2 separate regions of the Homo sapiens genome follow, and region 2 is linked to region 1. The links are chromatin loops, found by intact Hi-C in ENCODE. Cell type or tissue: CD14-positive monocyte. All regions are shown on one strand. Links, peaks and the distances in the headings refer to the core of each region. The heading gives the core; the rest is flanking DNA. Region 1 holds the start of LOC105369955 (a long non-coding RNA gene). Region 2 has its middle 23 kb from the start of CKAP4.

Region 1 (10,028 bases), core at 806-4,805:
CTGGGAAGAATTTCTTCCATTAAAGTTCCCCTGCCAGATCAAGTAGCACTCAGTGTCTCCCCAGCTGAGTACTGTCCCAGTGGCATCTTTAGTACCACCCCTTTTCTAGGCAGGGGTGGGTAAAGGTAGAGGGGCAGCAAGTAGGTGACCTTCCATGTTACCAGGCTCTCTGCATTTTTCTGACGTCACTGCCAGTCTCTTGTCTCCTTAGACTCAATGGCCCTTGGTGTGTGTCTGCTATTGCAGAGGCTAATCACATCTACAAAATGTATCTTTTTACTGTTTCTGTTATACTGCTTGTTGCCTCTAGGATGTTAAAGACAGCGCAGTCTCTGGCTGCCATTCCCAAGAAATCCACACACCCCAAACATTTTGTGAATTTCAGCAGCATTTCCTCAAGACTTGGTGGTGCTAAGGGTGGTTGAAGCTTACCTACATTACCTACATTTAATTCTCACATCAGCGTTGTGAGGCAGACATCATTAGTTTCACTGTGCTAAGCATCGTGACCCTGGCACACAGCTAATAAATGAGGGGGTTTTCAACCAGTTACTTTGTACTGGGTCATTCTTAAGAACCAGGGAATTGAGAGCCTTGTGTTCACTCATAAGGTAATGGAACTTAACTGAGCCACTGGAAATAGTGATACTTGTCATTTATTCAATTTACCCCACACATGAATACCTCCCAACAGTGGAAAGAGTCAGCTGTGCTCACTAAAAAGGTGGTGAAGTGGTCACGTGCACAAGTATGTGTGTGCAGTCAGGAATGTGGAGACCAGGGTAGGGACGTGTGAAAAATGCTGGATGTGGGCTCAGCATGGCCCTGCCCTGCCCCAGAGCCTCCACATAGGAATGCCAGTGTCATGAATCTTAAATTCCATCCCAGCTGCATGGGCAACATCAGCCCCACCCAGATGGAGTGGGAAGGGGCGTGGGATGAGCTTGCTGAAGGGGCGGCCATCTTTCTAGTCCCGCCTCAGTGTCATGGTAGCCAGGCAGATGTCTGTGAACACTTGTGGAAAAGTGGGATCCAAATATGAAGAGCTGCTGCCTCCCTGCCTGTGGCTGTCCTCTGCCTGGGCTATGTTCATTTCTCCTTGCGGTCTAAGGGAATCTGCTCTTCATGCCCCCATCTCCTGGGCAGGTACCCTTGGAACTCCCATAGCTATCCTGCAGTGTCTTGGATGCTCTTCTGCATCTTGTGTCTCCTTGTGATGATAAACTCCCTGTTAAACTGCCTGAGGCCTGAGATAGCTGAGGCACTTCTCCTACCTCCTCCACACATTCCTTCCATTAACACGCTGCCCTGGGTGCCTTCGTCAGATGCATTTGTGCTCTTCCAGTAGGACCCTGAGGGAATGCAGCCCCAGAGCGATTTGCCGGCAGGCGCTGTGCTTTCTTGCCTTTGCTGGTCCCCACATCTGGACACCACCTCTGCCTTTCCAACGCCCGACTCCTCTTTCCCTAGTGCTGTGAAATCTCCCCCTCCTTTGAATTCCAGACTGCTTAATTCCATTCCTTCTTGCAGCATTTATAATTATAGCAATAACTAACCTCTGTCTGGCTAGTATTCCTTACAAAGCACTTCCCCATATATGATCTTTTCTTATTCCTATGAAAAGAATTTGGCAAATAGCTGCCCTGCATTTCATATTTTCTATGAAGATTCTTTACATATATGTCACTCTTTTTTTTTTTCTGAGAAGGAGTCTTACTATTTTTCCCAGGCTGGAGTGCAATGGCCCGATCTTGGCTCACGGTAACCTCTGCCTCCCAGGTTCAAGTTATTCTCCCTGTCTCAGCCTCCTGAGTAGCTGGGACTACAGACATGTGCTACTTCACCAGGCTAATTTTTGTATTTTTAGTAGAGATGGGGTTTCACCATGTTGACCAGGCTGGTCTGTAACTCCTGACCTCAGGTGGCCTGCCTGCCTTGGCCTCCCAAAGTGCTAGGATTAAAGGCATGAGCCACTGTGCCCAGCCACATATATACCACTCTTAATTGTCACAGCAGAACCACAAGATGTGTGTTAGTGTGCCTGTTATACAGATGAAGAAACTGAAGTGTGGAGAAGCGAAATCCCTCATGAGTTTATCTAGCCAGGAGTTGAACCTAGGTCTGCCCAAAGCTTTGTTAGCTGTCAAAGCATGTGGCCTGTGGTGCTCTACTGGGCTCCATTTATAGAGGTGGAAACAGTGGCTGGGTGACTGAGAAAGAACTTGTACCAGATGGCAGATGCAGGACTGTGTCCCGATCTGAATACAGACTCCAGGCTTCTCCCTCGACATCTGCCACACAGTTGCTGATGTTCATGACTAATCTTAATCTTTTGATGTGAGCAACATGAGGGTAAGATCAGTGCCCAGGATGCTAAATTACCTATGAAAGATAAAGGAGGAGGGAGCAGGAATGGGTGGGAGATCCTCAGACCACAATGCCACCTGCTACCGGCAAAGTGGGGGCAGGCAGGCAGGAGGACTTAGGGAGGAGAGCTAGGACTACAGTGCGGCTCTGAGAGGGCCTCCTCAGGCCCAGGGGCAGGCTCCAGGCACAGGTTCCATCCAGGAGGCCTATCCTGGGCAGATGTGGCCTGGCTCTAATCCTCCCTCATGCTCACTCATGGCTGGGAGAATTCAGGGAGATGGTGGCCTTGGTGCAAATGCCACAGTGATTCTAAAGGCACACAGCTGCTGGCTGTCAGTCAATTGCACCCTTGGCCAATGCTCTCTGAAAAGAAGAGCTGAGCAGTGCACCTGCATGAGAACCACGTGGACGAAGCCAATGCTTTGGACTCAGAAAGACCTGACTTACCAGCCACGGGTTCACAGGTAAGTCAATTAGTTTTTTTGAGTTAATTTACTTACCTTTGGCTGACAGATGGATTAAATGAGGTATTGTATGTAAGATGCCTGTCATGATACAGCTGCTCAAAAATGGGCAGTTACCTTCCCTCTGGGAAGTCTGCTATAGTGGTTGGCAGGATAGATTCTGGAGAGAGATGGCTTAGGTTCAAATCCTGTTTCTGCTACTTGTTAGCTGTGTGATCTTGAACAAGTTACCTAACCCCTCTGGGACTCAGGTTTCTTCTGCAAAAACTGGAGATAATAATAGTTCTTAACCTCAGGAGGGATATTGTGAAAACTAAATGAGATAATCCATGAAGAAGTCAGAATGTAACAGCTATTACTGATGGCCTGTATCCTTAAGGATAAAGGGAAATGCATAGCAGTGGCCTGCAGAGGGCAGTATCCCCACAGCAATCTGATTTGCCTCTGGGCCAATGCTGTTTCTGGGCCTTTCAAGTTCAGAGCAGAAAGAAACAAGGTGTACAAAGCACAGCAGAGTGACTAAGTGACAAAATGTGCCAGAAGAGATGTGGAGAGCATGTAGAATAGGTAATATTTTTAAAAATATTATTTATTGGTGGGTGGCTGCAATGAAACAGAATGGAGAAAAATATCAATAATTTCAAATAAAAATCCTATGCACAATTTAAGGTGAACATGGAAACCAAAACTTCTCATAGAAAATGACACACCTGCTCTCTTTGGACATGTCTTAGGAGCCCCTGGAGTCTGGTGGCCTGGGCCCTAGTTTGTTTATACAATTTGTGTCAGAGATCAAGACACTCTTTGAAAACACCTGGAAAGCAACTTAAAGATCAACAGTTTAGAGCTGAGTGAATTGAAAGTGGAGTGCTTTGGAGTTACAGGCATCTGGTATGTAATACCAGCTCAGTCCCTATGTAGCTGGGTGATTTTTTTTTTTTTCAAGTCAGAGTCTCGCACTGTGGCCCAGGCTGGAGTGCAATGGCGCCATCTCCGCTCACTGCAACCTCCGCTTCCTGGGTTCAAGTGATTCTCCTGCCTCAGCCTCCCGAGTAGCTGGGATTACAGGCATGAGCCACCACGCCTGACTAATTTTTTGTATTTTTAATAGAGATGGGGTTTCGCTACGTTGGCCCAGGCTGGTCTCGAACTCCTGATCTTGTGATCTGCCTGCCTTGGCCCCCCAAAGTGCTGGGATTACAGGTATAGCTGGGCGACTTTAAGCCACGCGATTCATCTCTCTGTGGGATGCAGACAACCTTTTGAACAGTCAGAGCAAAGGGCCAGGCCAGGGATTATCATCAGTCTGTATTCCATGCCACATCCCCTCAAAGTCCTTTTTGATTTGCCCCTATGCTATCCTGCAGGACATTCTTCTAGTTTCTTAAGCATCTTGGATAAAGGGGGGCATTTTCTTACACCCCCAGTGTGCCTGTCACTCTTTTTGCTTCTGGTGAATAACTGCAATGTCTACTATCTAGTCTCCTAATTAGGTGTCTCTTGGGCCACCATTAACCATCGTCAAACACTGAAATCCCTACTGCTCTTTGTCATGGAGTCTGCTTCATGTACAAAAATACAGTTTATGTTGTTTTCAACCTAAATGTCTAAATCCCTGCCTCATTCTGTACATATCTTTCTGTAACTTGCCCTTTTCACTTAATCCTGTACCTTAGAGAGTTTTCCATGCCACACATAAACATTGACCTTGTTCTTTAATGCTACAATGGCAATCCACTGTAGGAATGTCTAGAATGAAAGAATTCCAGTGTCAAAGGCTATTTAGACTTTTTGAATTTTCCCCTTTAAAAAGCAGTGTGGCAAGGGTGCCTGTGTGTGCCTCGTCCATTTCTGCAAGTCTTTCACTAGGATGGATCCTAAAAATGGGGTTGCCAGGTTTCAGGGGTGAGCATGTAGAATTTTGACAGATACTAACAAGTCACCCCCAAAGTCTGTGCCTACTTATCATATAGTGTGGTATAGTATAATACAGCATAGTGTAGTACAGTGTAGCATAATATAGTGAGGCACAGTATCATATAGTGTAGCATAGCATAGTGCAGTATAGTGTAGAATAATATGCTATAGTCTGGTATAAGATAGTATAACATAGCATAGTGTAGCAGAGTGTTCTAACACACTCTTTATTATAGTCCTCAGATGACAGGTAATGTTTTATGTCAAAAATTGAGGAACTTGAGAGGCATATAGCCTCGTGGTCAGGAGCCAGATATTGCATTCAAATCTTAACTCTACCCCTCACAATTTTTGTGACTTTGGGCAAGCAACTTAGTCTTTTGTGACTCAGTTTTCTCAATGAGTTAATATATGAAAAACACTCAGAACAGGTGCTGGCAAGCAGCAAGCAGAGACCCATTGTTTTGTGCCACTGTTATCCCAGTTTCTCTAATCTGTAACACCTGGGGTGTTGGTGTTCTTAATGTGTGAGAAGTCGCAAGACACATGGGGTGCATGCAGTCAGAGAATACATTTCACTAGTAGATTTGTTGAAATAAGTAGTTGATAAATACCTAAAATGCTTTTACATGGAAACAAATGTATTTATGAAGAAGAATGCAAAATTGGTATAAATTTGAAAATATGGAACCTCAAAAATAGAATACCTGTTGAGGGCTTCTATGAACTCGATACTTCACCCCACTCCCTTTGCAGGTGCTCGCTTTGGATTATTCTGGAGTGAAAAGGTCAAATAATTAGAATAATTCATGGTGGTTTGCCTTCTGAAAAAAACTGAGGATCTTCGTGGGTCTAGATTTGCTTTCTTTGGTTTCCAGGTACTAATGTTTTTTCCTTAGCAATGAAATGCAAATTATTCTCATAGACAGCCAATATTGATGTTTCAGCAAATCAATGAACAGATGTTTTGCTTGAAATGATTTCTAATTAGTGCTCTATAAATGGCTGGAGTTTAAAATAGTCAACTAGGTAATCAGAGTTAGCCTTCATTTCCTATCTTACTGAGTCACTGGGAGAGATGGGGCACCAGGAAAACCCCAGATTTTCATAATCTTCAGATGTCATTGAAACTTGTACCTCAATTACACTGTCCTTCACTCTCTGCCCTTCTTTCACTCCATTTTCCTATTGTGTCTTTCTTTTTTCACATATGTTTGTCATATTGCAGTCAGTTAAAAATCCAGTTTGTCTTCCTCACCAGCTTTTCAAGGTGAAACAAAGTGGCTTCAAATTTTGTCTTAGTTATTTGTGTGAACTTGGGCAAGTTAGCTAATCTCCTGAGGCCTCTATTTGCCTCAGCTGGAAAATGTGGGTCATTTCTGCATCAGGTAGGGATTCTTCTGCTGCAAATACTAGAAAACTCATCCCAAACAGAATTTCCTGGCTCACGTGAGTGGAAAGGTTGTGGGTTCTCACTTTAGGCATATTTTGATTCATGACTCAATAGTCACCAGAGGACCCAATTTCTTCCTTTCTGCTGCAATTCCTTAGTTTTGACTCCAATCTCAGGTTTCAAATGGTAGAAGGACAGTTACATTTGCTCCATTCCCCACACATCTCAGGCTTGAATTCTAAAGGAAAGCCAGCCAGACTCCGTCCACACATTCCTAGCGGAAGCCTCACTGGGTCTCGCTGAAGCTGATTGGGTCTTGTGCCTATCCCTCAACCAATCACTGTGACGAGGGAAATGGGAGGCATTTATTGGCTCAGCCTAGGTCACATGACTTGCCCTTGCCCCGGATGTGGTCTCCCCTGGATGTGTTTCCACCACAGGTTGGAGAAGAGAATCCCCAACCCCAGCCTGTGAGAAGTTGCTAGAAAAAGAGAATATTTGTTTAAAGGAAAAAGGAAAGTGTTTGCTCTCATATCTCTCTGACACGTTTGTCGTGTGGATAATGAGGTGAAATAAAGATTGGTACAACTACCTAGCAAAAGTGGCGCATGCTGGGGAATGTCAGTTTTCTGTCAGTGTCTCCTCTCTGGCAATTCTTTGGCTATTGCTGCTTTCTCTTTGTTCTTTTGAGATTTTGTACGCTTTGCAACAATTCCTCAATTGATGCTTCTATCTCCAGTTCCAACTTCTCGTCATAGTTTTAGTCCTGCGTTTCCAACGACTTTTGATCATTTTGAATTAGTTATTGCAGTGCAACCTACAGATCAACACATCAAAAACCCAGCTTATCATCTGGATCCTTAAATAAGATCCTCATTCCTGAATCCTTCCCTTCTGCTCTTGGGTCCCACGCATCCCAGCAGGTACTAAAATGGCCTTGATTCCATATCCATTTTTATTCTCACTTGATGCTCGGATCAATAAAATGACCTCCTCACCTCCCTTGTGAATTCTGGATCACTGAGGATGAAAATCTGGAATCCCACAGTTATAAGTCTTATAAACTGCATGAACTTGAGTAAATAACCTTCCTAAGCCTCAGCTTCCTCATCTGTAAAATCTTTTTTTTTTTTTGTGATGGAGTCTCGCTCTGTCACTCAGGCTGGAGTGCAGTGGTGTGATCTCGGCTCAGTGCAAGCTCCGCCTCCCAGGTTCACGCCATCCTCCTGCCTCAGCCTCCCGAGTAGCTGGGACTACAGGTGCCTGCCACCACGCCCTGCTATTTTTTTTGTATTTTTTGGTAGAGACGGAGTTTAACCGTGTTAGCCAGGATGGTCTCCATCTCCTGACCTTGTGATCTGCCTGCGTCAGCCTCCCAAAGTGTTGGGATTACAGGCGTGAGCCACCACGCCGGGCCTAAAATCATTTTTTTTAAACGTATTATTTCAATTTAAATCACACGTCCCTTTGATAAAGGACTCAACCTTTGGAGCAAGGTGTGGGCAGTCAGGTTTGTATGATCTGCTGGGCTGACTACTCTGTACTGTCTCTCCTATCCCATTTGACTCTAGTTTATGATTCACTTCACTTTCTTTCTCCCCCCATTCGGCAGCAGATATTTTTGATTTAGAGAGTGTTGGCCAACTCTGTAGAAACGCTACTTTCACACCTGTGGAATATCATATTGCCTGACATTCACTTCTGTAGCACTTCTAATCCTCTCTGGCTCTGGGATATGTAATTATATACACCCCTTCTCAGCTCTGACTGCTGCAGTCCCACTGCTGGATTGCTCGTCTGTTTCCTCTTTACCTTCCAGTGACCCCTACAGGGGTTGTTACCTGGGAGGTGTATTTCTCAATACCGAGGCGAATGCACTAGATGCCATCACAGGCTCATCTATAGGAGCCAACGGGTATGTGGTGAGTTACCTGTGGGGCAGGACTTTACTGTGAGTGGCTAAGCAACCCCGTATAGGGTGATATAAGGACTCAGAGAGACAGGGAACACACCTGGTTGACCATACTGCATACCTGTTCTGTCCAATATGACAGTCACTAGCCACAGCCACATGTGGTGATTTAAATAAAAAATAATTAAAATTTTTAGTCCTTAATTGTACTAACTACATTTCAAGTGCCCAGTAGCCACTTGTAGCTAGTGTCTTCCACTTTGGACAGCACAGTTACATCATCCTAGGAAATTCTACCTAATAGCACTACTCTAAAGTGGGGAAACAGGAGCAGGCATGCTGGGCTCTCAGCCAGCCAGAGAGAAACAAGGGCTTTGACCCCTCAGCCAATATGATGTGGGCTGGGGAAACTGGCTTGGTTTCAGAGGTAGACACTGGACATGGCAGTGCAAAGCATCCAAGGAGTGTACAAGTTGAGTTAAGCATCCTTAATGCTATGAAGGGAGGGTGGTCTAATATTTTTGGCCAACCACAATGTTGAGATATTCATGGCAGATGGGAGCCCCCAGGAGACAAGCCCCATACTGAGCACTTTATGTAGATTATTTCATTCAACCTTAAAGGGAGAGAATATTACATTGACTTTATAAATAAGGAAACTGAGCCTCAGAGCAGTGAGTCTAACTGTAAGCTCTTCTTAACTGCCCTGTACTGCCTTAATATTGGGTAAGAAGGACTTGCGTTCTGGGGGAGCAGCAGTCTGAGCTCTTGGTGGGAAGTTGGCTTGGATCAAGCAGAGTGGCTCAGATTGGGGCTTGGGCCAGCTCTTCAACTCTCAGAGGACTGAAATGTAAGACAGAGGAGCAGGCTGGGGCAAGGTGGGGATGGGACAGACTTAACTTTGGGGGTGATGCAGATGTCTCGGGGTGCATGCAGATGTTACAGGTGATGCATTCTGCACATCCAAGAACAGGAATGCAAGTCCTCTGAGGGTAGGGCTGTGCAGTAATGGTTACGAGTGGAACTTGGGGCTACACAGCCCTTCTCTGAATTCCAGTCTTGCCATTTATTACTTTGCAACAGCTGAGGTGACCTTTCTGTTTCAGTTTTCTCATCTGTAAAATGAATATGATAAAATGGCAATTATTATTATCATTATCTTTGTAGGCTGAGATATAAATATCATCCTTAGCATAAGTAGCCTTTCCATACAAATGGAATGAAATTGAATCCGGTTGTGAGGATTGGAGAATGTAAGCTGAAACAAAGCTCTACCTGGATAAAAAGAGAGACTTCCTCAGGCATGTACTAGGGCAATGATAAGAGTAAGTTAATAATTTACTTCAGGCTCACCAAAATCAGTAGTTTAGTTTTGCTGTTGGAAACCCCGGAGATGTGTCCGTTTGCTGTAAAAATGACCATCCCATACCACCATTTTGTGACCATTGGCTTTAGCAATATTACAAATTATATTAGTATTAATTAATTATGAATTAATTACTTGGCTCAAACTAGAAATTGCCAAATTATTCTCCTTTGGGTGGGCACAACATATTGTATCTGTACACACAGAATAGTTTAGAACCATTTAGTTTAATTCAGTTAAAAATCAGTTATTTTGAAAATATTCAGTTTCCAGATATTCAAGCAAAATCTCAAAATAATTTGTGTAATCCTACGAATTGGCACATGAAAGTTCTTCAGAGTTGGCCAGACTCATATTCTGTCTGCTTGATAACACTAGTGGGTTTTTGGTAGAGAGACAGTTTTATCCTGTGTGTATATTTCAACATTAAATTCAAGATTAGAGATATTGTGATCAAGGTCACCACCACTAACAGCGTTGTTAACAAATACTATTGGATGTCTGTTATGGATGCTAATCTTCCCTGCCCAGTACCACATGGCCAACGTATAGACGCAATCCTACCTCAGTTCCCAAGTTAAACAAAGACTCTGCTTTCAGCAAATGCAT
Region 2 (12,870 bases), core at 4,195-8,194, 800 kb after region 1:
ATAACTTCCATATCTCTACTTACCATGTTCAATATTTCCTCTAGCTTCTAGAACACATGGAATACATTTATAATAATTATTTTAACATCCTTGCCTATAGCTCTTAACATCTGTGTCACTCCTAGGTCAGTTCTAATTGATTGAATTTTCTCTTCATTATGGGTTGCATTTTGCTGATGTTTTGCATCAGCCTAACATTGTGAAATTTACCTTTTTGGGTAAAATTTTGTACAGTTTTTGTATTATTATAAATATTCTCGAACTTTGTTCTTGGACAGTGTGAAGTTACCCGGAGACAGTATGATGTTTTCAAGTCTTGCTGTTAAACTTTATTGAGCAGGACCAGAGCAGTTTTGTTTGAGGCTAATTTTCCCTACATCTGAGTCCTCTGCCTAATGTACTGTGAAGTATGAGGTTTTGAGGTTTTCACTTTTACTGGTGGGAACAGAATCCTAACCCTATGTGAGCTCTGAGAATTATGGCCTTTCGTTCTTTGTTTGTTTGTTTGTTTGTTTTTGAGATAGAGTTTCACTCTATCACCCAGGCTGGAGTGCAGCAGTGCGATCTTGGCTCACTGCAACCTCTGCCTCCCGCATTCAGGTGATTCTCTTGCCTCAGCCTCTCGAGTAGCTGGGATTACAGGTGCATGCCATCATGCCTGGCTAATTTTTGTATTTTTAGTAGAGACAGGGTCTCACCATGTTGGCCAGGCTGGTCTTGAACTCCTCACTTCAAGTGATCTGCCCACCTCAGCCTCCCAAAGTGCTGGGATTACAGGCGTGAGCCACTGCGCCCAGACTCTCATCCTTTTAAGTCATTCTTTCTCCAGCCTTGGATAGTTTTCTAAAACACATGTGCTGATGGGTACTCTATTGAAGATTGGAGGGAGACCATCTGCAGATCTCAGAGTTCTATCTCCTCTGCAGTTCTCTGTCCTGTAACCTCTAGCCATGTTGGCCTCACCAGGCTCCTGGCTTTGCCTCTTCAACTCAGGGAGACTGCCAGAATCCACCTGGGATCTCCCTCCCTGCACCACAGCCTGGGTTGCCCAACTCTCCTCAGTTGGGCAACATATTCCTCTCCAGGCAACAAGCTAGGGCAGCTATAGCACTCATTTCATTTGCTTCTCTTCTCTCAAAGATCGCTGTCCTTCATTGCCTAGTGATCAGTATCTTGAGAATCATTGTTTCATATATTTGATCCAATTTCTTACTTTTTTCAGAAGAGTGGGTAAATCCCCTGCTGTTATTCCACCTTGGCCAGAAGTAGAAGTCAAAATATGAGTTTTTCATTTATTTTCTTAGGGAATTTTCTGGCATACACTCGTCTGTGTTACATATATATAATGTATATATATGTATATATACACACACAAATCTTTACTGGGTGCTTGCTATGTGCAAGGCACTATAGTAGTGCTGGGGATAGAGCTCTCATCAAGACAGACACAACTTACAGCCTAGTAGATGAACTAGGCAAACACGTAACTATATAATTACCACAGTTCATCAAATCTAAGATGCCATTGCTCATAAATTGCACCATTAGTTTATATGCCACTAAAAAAAACACTACCAATGATACTTCTGAGATGCCTTCAATTATAAGATGCATCCCAACTTCAGAGATGTTAGGTGTTTAGAAACATATACACATATCAGAAAGTCAAGGAAATATAGTAATAATTAATTGCAATTTTGATGAGAGCTGAGATAGAGAAATCCAGAATGCCAGCAGGCCACGTATTAGAAAAACCTGACTTAGCCTGGAGAGGCAAGGAAGCCTTATTCACATGCAGCATTTCAGCTGAGATCAAAAAGATGACCTGGTGTTAGCCAAGTGAAGGTGGGTAATAGGAAGGGCATTCTAGGCAGAGGGACTAGGTTGTGCCAAGATGCCAAGGTGGTAAGCAGTTTTGCATTGGTGGGGAACTGAAAGTGCTTCTAGTGAAAACTGAGGGACTGCAATGTGATTTTTAACTTTACCGTCAGAGCAACACAAGCCAGACTGTAAACAAAGGAATGATACACAGTCGTGTATCACTTAACAATGGAGACAAATCCTGAGAAATGTGATGTGTGGTTAGGTGATTTTGTCATTGTGAGAATATCACAGAGTTCATACACAAACCTAGACAGCATAGCCTACTACACACCCAGGCTATATGTTATGGCCCATTGCTCCTAGACTGCAACCTATACAGCATGGGACTGTCCTGAATACTGTAGGCAATTGTAACAGAATGGGAAGTATTTCTGTATCAACATATGTAAACATAGAAAAGGGACAGTAAAAATATGGTATTATAATCCTGCAGGATCAACATCGTATATGCAGTTCATCACAGACTGAAATGTCATTAAGTGGCAAATGACCGTAAGTAAATTTGTCCTGTTGAAACATCACTCCGGCTTCTGTGTGACGGGTGGACTGGGAGAAGCACAGACACTGGTTAAGAGGCAATTACGAGAGTCTGGGAAAGACAGAATGATGGTTTGGACAAGAGTCATGGCAGTGGAAATCAGGAAAAGTTCCCGGGAGATATTTATAGAGATGCATCAATACGATGACCAGCTGTGGACACTAAGGGAGAGGGAGGCACAAGGACTCATGCTTCTGACATGAGAAATTAGATAGATGGAAAAGCCATTTACTCCGATATGGTTCAATGGAGAAGGAGGAGGTTTCAGAGGAGTGGTCAATGAGCTCATTTGGAGCACAGTGAATGTAATAAGTTTGTACCACTCATGGGTTTTTGTTGCAATCAACACAAAACACTCCTGAACATTTGCCACCTCAACCCTGAATGCTCAGTTTCTTCAGTTTCAGTGTAAATAATTCTTTTTTTTTTGGAGACTCAAGTATAGTTTTATTATCTTTCTACATAGAAAACCTAGTTTTAGGGTACATGTGCACCTATGTGCCACAAAGATTCAGAGCTCTAGTCTGAGAGTATGTAATTGGCTAAGAACTAGAAGAGATAACATCTGTGCCCCCTCCCTAAAATAGAAAGGGTGTTTTAATGATGGAGAGTCCACTGAAAGATCTTTAAGCAAGCCTTGGAAGGATATCCAGTGGCTCACGACCAAGCCCTTAGGACTGGTGGAGGAAAAGAAGCCTGCACAGCTCCCAAGAGGAAGTGGTCATCAGAAAGGCCAGAGATTCAGGTGCTTAAATTATTCAGGCAGGAGGTAGGCAAAGTTCAGGTGAAAACAGTCTGTTGTGGATGCTACTAGTGGCATCACCACACCAGGACATTTGCCACCTCAACCCTGGACCCTCAATGTCTTCAGTTTCAGTATAAATAACCTCTGATCATCTCTGCCCCACAAAGACTAGAAGTTCTAGTCTGAGAGCACGTAATTGGCTGAGAACTAGAAGAGAGGATATCTGAGCCCTTTCCCCCAAATAGATGGGGGCGGTTTAATGACAGAGATCTGCTGAAGGATCTTGGAACATCCGGGTAGAAATGACAAGTAAGCATTTGACCAGTGCTGAGCTGGAACTCAGAAGAAAGGTCTGGACTAGAGATAAAACTTTAGGGTCCTCAGCCTGTGTAGGTGGCCTGCATAATGTAGGCACAGATGGCATCACCCAGGAGGAAAACATAGAGCAAGGAGAGAGAACAGCTCACATCCAAGCCCTTAGGTCTGGTGGAGGAAGAGAAGCCTGCACAGCTAGCAAGAGGAAGTGGTCAAGAAAGTAAGAAGAAAACCAGGAGCATGAAGTTGCATGCACACCAAGGGAGGGAGTGGGCACCTGCAGTGAACACGGATGAGAGGCTAAGGGAGATGGGAACAGGAAGAACTCAGATCTTGAAAACTATCGGTGACTTCAGCAAGAACCATCTTGATGACAAAGAGCAGAGTTCATGATACAGGGGATTGAAGAGTGAAGACAAGCAGACAAGGACAGGTGACTCCTTGGAAGGTTTGTCTGTGGAGGGAAGGTAAGGGGTGAGATGGCACTGGAGCTTTTCTTTTTTTGTTGTTTTTTTTGTTTTTTTGCTTTTTTGTTTTCATGAATAGGAGAGAGGCAAACATGTTTAAGACTGGACTGGATAAAGCCAGGAAAGGAGAGGTTGAAGAGACAGGAGAGGAGGAAGAGGATCGAGAGTATCTCCTTCTGGGTGGTTGGGGCCATTCATTCAACAAATATCACTGAACCCTTAGCTACATGCTTGGGCATGATAGCACAGTGGTTCAGAGCACAGTCTCTGGGCCAGGCACGGTGGCTCTCGCCTGTAATCCCAGCACTTTGGGAGGCTGAGGCAGGCGGATCACCTGAAGTCAGGAGTTTAAGACCAGCCTGCCCAACATGGTGAAACCCCATCTCTACTAAAAATACAAAAATTAGCTGGGCGTGGTGGCACATGCCTGTAATTCCACCTACTCGGGAGGCTGAGGCAGGAGAATCACTTGAACCCAGGAGGCAGAGGTTGCCGTGAGCCAAGATCGCACTACTGCACTCCAGCCTGGGTGACAGAGTGAGACTCTGTCTCAAAAATAAAAAGTACATAGCCTCTGGAATGTCTGCATCTTGACTCTGCCTCTTACTAAGTGACCTGGTCAAGTCACATAAGCCATATGAAACTCAATTTCCTCAGCTGTAAATGGAACTAATAATACAACCTGCTTCACACACTTGTGAGGGATGAGTTAAAGCATGAAAATAATAATGGTAAACATTTAATGAGCACTTATTATGTGCTTATGATTTAGTTGTTTCAGACAGGTTGATAAATCCAGTCCCTGTTACTCTACCTGGCCAGAAACAGAAAGCAAGAGATTTTTTTTTTATGTATTTTCTTCTGAGATTTTTTTTTATCAGGATACATCAATCTGTGTAATATAGACATGCATGTATATATTCAACAAATCTTTGTTAGGTACCTGATAATAATGCTGTAAGCACTTTATAGATTTACTTCTCACGAATACTCTATGAGGTAGGTACTATTATAATCACCTCATTTTCCAGGTGAGGAACTGAGGCAATAAGTTTAAGTGCTTTGCCCCAAGTCACACACCCAGGTGGTCTAGCTGCAGAGCCTAAGTTTCTAGCCACGAGGCTATCCTGCCCCCACCAGCTCCAGAAACAAGTCCAAGGGTAATACCAGGACAGCGGGTAAGAGGGCCACAGCCACGGATGCAGGAATAGTCTGGAAAATGGGAAGTGAGGTAGGAGGGCCCTGAACAAGTCTCACCCACCCTATCCAGCGCTCACACTTCTGGTGCTGGCTTTGTGGTGCTAGGTGATTCTGGCAGGATCAGAGGCCAGTGGAGAAACAAATACCCAGAACCATCGAAAATACCCATTTGTCTCTTAATGACAAGCCCTTAGTCTTCCAGAGCACCCACTGAAATGACTCCAATGGAAAGAGACTCTGCCCAGAGTCAGAGGCTGGGAGGTGAGGGGACTGCCAATGGGGTTTCTGAAGCATAACAAGGCATGTTCGGTGGCCGCCTGAGCCAAGCCAGAAAGGGTTCGCCTGCTGACTTCACTTTTCATCTCTGCCAAGGAGCACCCAAGGCCACCACAGACTCTGCAGCAAGCCATTTCTGGAAGGCAGTTCCATCAAGAAAGAAAATAGGCTCTGCTTTTACAAAATGCAGAGATGGGCAAACCACCAGTGTGTGCTATCTGTAACTTTAATTGTTTCTTTGGGATTAAGCACTCCTCCAACAAGGGCAGGAGTGAGCTATAATGTCATGTTGGATTCCAGTCGACTTGGGGTGGTTTGACAGGCTGCCCAACCTGAGCATGTGACCCCAGGGGAGCTGTTTTAAGGCTTTTTTTTCCTCCTGCTGGATTCACTTAGACAGATTTTAGCCCCCAACAAAAGAAACTTTCCAGCCACACCCACCTCCTCCCCCAGCCCTTGCTTCTGGTTTCTTCCTTCTATAACCCACTTGGAATTCTTGGCTGATTCATTCCAGTTCTCTCCTGATGGGATTGCAGAATGTCAGAGCTAGAAGGGGCCATCAGGAAAAATTGGGCCAAGCTTCTTAACGGCAGGTCCCAGCTACTTCCATGCAGTCTGGCCTAGAACCTTCATCGGCTGCAGCTGCTCCCTCCCGGGCCGCTGCACTACAGTGCCCTCTTCTGGTAGTGGATGGCAATTGCCTCTGAGTGGCACCTGATTTTCAGGACTGTCCTGTGGCTCTGACATCTCCTCAGCATAGACTTTCTCTGCAGAGGGGCTCTAGGGGTTGAGTGTGTGGGCTGCCTCTCTGCAGATTTTACTCCCTCTCTCCTGTGCCCCTCCTTACCTCAGCAAGCCCCGGTTCCTTCCCGTGAAGGCTAGGAGGAAAGTAGCCATCTGCAGAAGAATCTGGGGAGGGACTGCCATGGTGGGCTTTAGTTCTTGGCTAGAAGAGCCTCTGTTCTCGGCAGGAGAAGCCAAATTGCACAAGAAAACCCAAAGATCTTCTTTGATGTACAAAGCCATGAAGTCACAGCCCTTAAAAGAGGTCGACAAAGAGCCCAAAGTTTCCATCAGGTTGACAATGTCCATGTAATTCATCTCACTCACTGCAAGGATCAAAACACCAAATGCTTCCAGGAGCCAGACAGGAGGCCTAAATGAATGGAGAAGCAGACACAAGTGAGTGGTGGGAAATGTGAGAATCTAGAGGCCACAGGCCCACCTGAAGACCTCACAATCAAACACAGGCCCACCTGAAGGCACTCACAATCAAACACAGGCCCACCTGAAGGCACTCACAATCAAACACAGGCCCACCTGAAGGCACTCACAATCAAACACAGGCCCACCTGAAGGCACTCACAATCAAACACAGGCCCACTTGAAGGCACTCACAATCAAACACAGGCCCACCTGAAGGCACTCATAATCAAAATTCCAAACTCAACGGGGCACAGTGGCTCATGCCTGTAATCCCAACACTTCAGCAGGCCGAGGTGCAAGGATTACTTGATCTGAGGAGTTTGATACCAGCCTAGGCAACATAGTGAGACCCCTGTCTCTATGAAAAGATCAAAACACGAGCCAGGTGTAGCGGTGTGCACCTGTGGTTCCAGCTACAAGAGAGGATTAAGCGGGAGGATCGCTTGAGCCCGGAGGGTCAAGGCTGCAAGTGAGCTATGATCATGCCACTGCACTCCAGCCTGGGCAATGGAGTAAGACCCTGTCAAAAAAAAAATTCTAAACTCACATTTTGCAGGCCAACAATAGAAGGGCTCATTTCACAAGCCTGGCATTTCAAATTCCCTGCATTTAGTCAATTTCTAAGTACTATTTATTGAGCACTTCACTGTCATGGCCACTGTTCTAAGCACCTCAGATGGAGTAAGCCTCACAACAACCCTATGAAGTAGGCACTATCATTAGCATCATTTGCATTTATAGGTGGGGAGACTGAGGCACGGAGCACTTAAGTAACTGTCCCGATGTCAGACAGATAGAATATGCCATGGCTGGGAACTCAAATAGTAAGGCTCAAAAACTCAACTTATCCAATTTCTTATCTTTTTTTTTTTTTTTTTTTTTGAGACAGGGTCTCACTTGGGCTAGAGGGCAGTGCTGCCGTCATGGGTCACTGCAGCCTTGACTTCCCAGGCTCAAGCAATCCTCCCACCTCAGCCTCCTGAATAGCTGGGTCTACAGACATGCATCACCACACCCGGCTAATTTTTATATTTTTTGTAGACATGGGGTTTTCCGCCATGTTGCCCAGGCTGGTCTCGAACTCCTGGGCTCAAGCAATCTGCCTGCCTTGTCCTCCCAAAGTGCTGGGATTACAGGCACAAGCCACTGCACCTGGCCAGAACCCAGTGTCTTAACCACCAGTACTATACACACAGTACAAGTACATAGTTGTATCCTGGGACATTATGGGAAGCTGATTTTATTACTATGGGAAAGGGAGTATGGTTTAACAGACAAAAAGCAGGCCTTATTAGAGACAAACAGAGTCCGAGTCCTGCTGCTACCACAGACTGCGTGCTCCCAGAGCAAATTAATGACCATTTCTTAGTGTCTGATCAGTAAATCAGAGACAACCACTTTTACTCCCTGGGATAATCGTCAGGGTAAGCGAGATGATAAATGTGTTCCACCTAAAGCATGACATCAAACACAAAACACAATTATGGGTGACTATTACTTAAGTGAAGGACTAAGCATCCAACATTTGACTTGCCTTATTTAAAGGGCGCCACTTGCACTTTTTTTTTTTTTTGTCCTTTTTGAAACAGAGTCTCACTCTGTTGCCCAGGCCGGAGTGCAGTGCTGTGATCTCAGCTCACAGCAACCTCCGCCTCCCAGGTTCAAGCGATTCTCCTGCCTCAGCCTCCCGAGTAGCTGGGATGACAGGCACGTGCCACCACGCCCAGCTAATTTTTTGTGTTTTTAGTAGAGATGGGGTTTCACCGTGTTAGCCAGGATGGTCTCGATCTCCGGACCTCGTGATCCGCCCACCTTGACCTCCCAAAGTGCTAGGATTACAGGCGTGAGCCACTGCGCACTTCTTAACTAGCTTGACATAGGAACGATAAAGGTCTTTCGGTATCTAAACTTCTACTAACAAAAGATTCATATTAAACAAAACCCTTTATTACCTAAGTTTTCAAAAGGGGCTAATTAGTAGGATAGTATACACATTACAAAAGCATTCATGTCACAGAGAAATACACACATAGGTCTTTTAAATAGTGGATTTCTCTGGTATTTTTAATGGTACAATTGGATTTTATCCCCTTTCTGGAACAAGAGCGAAAAATGAAGAAATCATTCCTGTGATCCCTGACTCTGACACTAGATGGCAATAAATTCTCACTTCAATTATGTTCTCTGGGTTCCTACTGCCACAGTCAGCTGATTTGGGGCTATTCCCCAGCTGAAAGTTCAGGGGCTTGAGCCGCTCTGGATTTTTTACTGGTGCATCCCGGCATCTTCTGAAAGTGAATAGTCTTCACATGAGGTTATCCAAGATGTCAGCCCGGCCCGGCCAACATTCCCCATTTCACCCCAATAAATGAGAAAACATTAATTGTGACCCAGTGTGTGCCGGCCCCCATGGGAGCTACAAACAGACCCTTGGTTAAGACAGAAGCCACCCTGGCCCCTAGAGATCTGCTCACTGTCTAGTCCTTTTTCCCTTAGGCCTCCTCCTGCCCACCCGAGGCTCCAAAAGACTCTTGTGCAATGGTTAAAGTCAAGGAAAGTTGGATCTGGAAGAGAACATGAAGATTACTTTATCTCCCCTCACTTTTCAGATGGGAAAACAGATGGAGGCCCAGAGAAGGAAAGTGAATTATCCTAGGCAGCACAGCCCGGCAGGCCAGCATTCGGACCAGAGTCCTGATTCCAGGTGACTTCCCCCATCCCTGCTGTTCTTGTCACACCATGTGAGAACTCCGTCCTGGAGTGCAAACCAAGATCATACCCGTGAATGGAAGAAAACAAAAAGACCTAGCCTTCTGAGTTTCCATGAAGGACTCTGTGGGACAGGATGTGTCCTCACACCAGCAGCCACACCCAGTTGGTAATGCCTCTTTCAACACAACATCACCAGCTATTTGAACACAGGCCGGGATTTCCCCACAGCCCCATTACCCAACAGGTATTGCTCCTGAGTGTTCGCTGCCACACGCGGGGGCTTGCACAGCAAGGCCAGGCTGCCACACCCCTTCCTGCCAAGAGTGGGTTTTGCTGCCTGCAGCAACTCAACTGCCCTGATTCTTCGCTTACTTCTGAGCATTTTGCATCTGTGCTTAGGCCTGGAGCCAAAACAAATTGTGGGGGATAAGAGAAGAAATTAGGCCCTGTCTTCTTAGCCAGTTAGTGTATGAGCTTGGGTGAACAACTTCTCTGAGACTCAGCCTCCCCATCTGTAAAACAACAGAATTAGATTAGAGCCTTCTCTCAGCCTTAGCTTTCTAAGGCCTGTCACATGGCTACTTAGCTATCATTACTATGAAAAGTAATCATGCGTAAATGCAGCACTTCACGTAATATATGTAGGCGTCATTTGTTTTCTGACCTGTACTAGTTTAACTATTAAAAGTATAAGCTTTTCTCTATGTGTTTCTTCCCCTTTAAAAAAAAAAAGTTTAATTACAAAATATTTCTGACCTATGAAAAGATATCAGGAATATGGGGAGGCCAGGCATGGTGGCTGACACCTGTAATCCCAGCACTTTGGGAGGCCAAGGCAGGTGATCACTTAAGTCCAGGAATTCAAGAACAGAGTGAGCAACAAGGCAAGAACTTGTCTCTACAAAAACACAAAAATTAGCCGGGTGTGGTGGTGCACGCCTGTTAGTCCCGGCTACTACTTGGGAGGCTGCGGTGGGAGAATCACTTGAGCTGGGGAGGTAGAGGCTACAGTGAGCCAAGATCGGCCACCGCACTGCAGCCTGGACGTATATATATCACATATATATATACCATCTCCCCATATTTTTTTATTTTTCTGAACAGAGCAAGACACTGTTCAAAAAAATTGTAAAAATGGGGAGATGGATATATATGTGATACACAAACATAGCAAAGTGTTCATTATAGTATCTAAGTAGTAGATATATGAGTGTCCGCTGGACAATTCTTTCAACTTTGCTGTTTGAATTTTCATAATAAAATATTGAAAGGAGAAAAAATGTATTATGAGTGATATCATGAATACTTAGGTAGCCTCCACTCAGCCTAAGAAATCAAATGATCTGAATTTGGATATTCGGTCTCCTAGTCATTTCTTGGTACTTTCACTACAATGTATAGTATTATTTTACACGGTAAAATGTCTTAGTTTTAAGAATTAAGGAATTTCTGAAGTGTCACACTGTGTATTTTGTCTGCAGCTTATTTTTTCACTCAGCATTTTAGTTGTGAGATTCATCCCCACGATATATGAGATTAGGATTTCTTCCTTTTTGTTGTCGTTTTGAGGTCTATTGTATGAACAAGTGATAGTGGATTTACTGATCTTGTAGCTACTTTCTCGGTGTTTCCACTTTTCTTTCTTCGTAAGCGGCGCTGCTGTGCCCATTCTCTCCACGGCTGCATGTCGCCTTGTGCGCAGGAAAGGGGACACAGTGGTGTTCAGGGGCTCTGTGGAGACACACATGGCCTCTAGCACAAGTGACCTGGGTGTTCAAACTATGTCCTCAGGAACCTGTGTTTTGCCGACTCTTGGTTCTGTTTTCTTCTATGCTGGCCTCATTCTCAGTGGACTCTGCACATGTGGTGGCCTTTAGCAGCCCTGGGCATTTATCCAGCTTGGCAGTCCCGGTGGGCAGAAAGCATCCCTTTCCAGAAAGTTCCAGCAGTAGTCAATGGACTGGATGGCGACCTGTATTCCTCCTGCACAAGTCAAACCAGATTTCTGATTGGCCAAACCTGGGTCATGCACTCAGCCCAGTCAGTCTCATCAAAGCCAAATGGACTGAGAGTGGGGAAGGGGTGATTCCCTAACAGAAAACAGAGAAGTGGTCACCAAATGAAGGAGGACTGGATGCTGGGCAGGCAACAACACATGTCCAGGACCCAGCAGTCCTCATGTGGTCCCTTGACCGCTGCACAGGTCACCCTGCATGTGATTATGGTGCCATTTACATGTCTGTGTCCCCTGTTTGGCTGGGAGCCTCTCAAAGAGGAAGACTTCATCTTTCATCTCATCTCCGCTGAGCAAATGCAGCTCAGCACCCAGTTTATAATAAATGACAGTAGGTGGAATCAATCCCTTGACCAAACACATCCTGAAGACGGGGAAGGGCAATTCAACCCTCTGCCTCTGAGGTTTTAGGTCCTCCCTCTGTGAACCCAGTCAGAGGGGTATGACGAAGAAAACGTCCACTACACCTCACCCTCTCTTTTTCTCTCTGAGTTACTGACCATCAGGACAAATGCAGTGTCCAGTTCAGAAGTCAGTATGTTCTCAAACAGCTGCCCTTTATTGAACACCTACTATGTCTCACACTTTTTTTTAATATATGGCTGGGCAAGATTCATCCAGATAGGAATGTTTCCAGCCTTCTGTGAATATGCTGAAAACAACTGTACACTTTAATAGGGTGAACTTTATGGTATGTGAATTTTATCTCAGTAAAGCTGTCATTTTTTAAAAGAAATACCAAGTCTTATATGGTATGATTTCATCTCTACAAAATTCAAAAATGGGCAAAATATTCTATGGTGATAGCAGAATAGTGGTTAGGTTAGAGGGTATTGACTGAGGAGCACGGGGAGCCCCTGGTGTGCTGGAAAAGTTGCATATCTTGATCTGGTAGTGAGTACATGGAGATATCGTGTGCAGAAATTCATTCAGCCATATATTTCAGATGTGTGTGCCTTAAAGCACCAAAGTTGCACCTCAACAAAAAGTAATCCCAAACAGTGATGTCTTTTTAAGTGAAGAAAAGAAACCAGTTCTAGAGCAGTACAAAATTTTAATGGTTTACCATTAAAATGTAATGGTTTGCCATTACTTTTAATGGCAAAAAACACGATTACTTTTGAACCAACCTAATAACTCAAGCTATTGGGTTCTAAACCTGGCTACCCCACTTGCTAGCTATGACTAGGAAGTACTTTGTCCAAGTTACTGAATCGCTCTGTACCTCAGTTTCCCCATCAGTAAAATGGAGAGGCCAATAGTACCTACCCTTAGGACTATTATAATGATTGAATGAGATAATCCTCGTAAAACCTTTAGAGCAGTGTCTGGCACATAGTAAATGCTCAATAAATTTTAGTTATTTCTGTTATTATTGATGTGGGCCAAGCACAATGATCTCTGTGGATGCAGAGATGAAAGACAGAGCCTTATTCTCATGTGGAACACACCAGAAGCAAGCGGTCATGATACAGACAGAGGAGCACTTTGAAGACAAGAAGCCTGGAGTGTG

What was found. Peaks named below come from ENCODE experiments on the same cell type or tissue, not always from the same donor. Only the 100,000 strongest peaks of a DNase experiment are listed, where the experiment ranks them.
Region 2: a loop joins it to region 1, with 5 times the contacts of the local background. A loop is called at or near these places in 88 of 110 quality-filtered maps.

The regions. Positions count from the first base shown.
Region 1 is chr12:105,417,596-105,427,623 of GRCh38, forward strand. LOC105369956 (a long non-coding RNA gene) reads right to left here. Exons shown (of 3, transcript XR_945297.3): 3 at 8,730-9,168. It overlaps LOC105369955 (a long non-coding RNA gene), which reads left to right and starts at 9,027. Exons shown (of 3, transcript XR_945295.3): 1 at 9,027-9,378. In CD14-positive monocyte, for the core only: CTCF peaks have their summits at 3,235 (motif pointing right) and 3,452; a DNase peak (open chromatin) is centred at 3,246.
Region 2 is chr12:106,218,199-106,231,068 of GRCh38, forward strand. No RefSeq gene overlaps it. Among named protein-coding and RNA genes, the nearest start is that of CKAP4, 23 kb to the right of the region's middle. RefSeq lists an enhancer at 5,979-6,028 and a silencer at 6,079-6,188. In CD14-positive monocyte, for the core only: CTCF peaks have their summits at 6,114 (motif pointing left) and 6,313; a DNase peak (open chromatin) is centred at 6,093; H3K27me3 peaks cover 611 bases.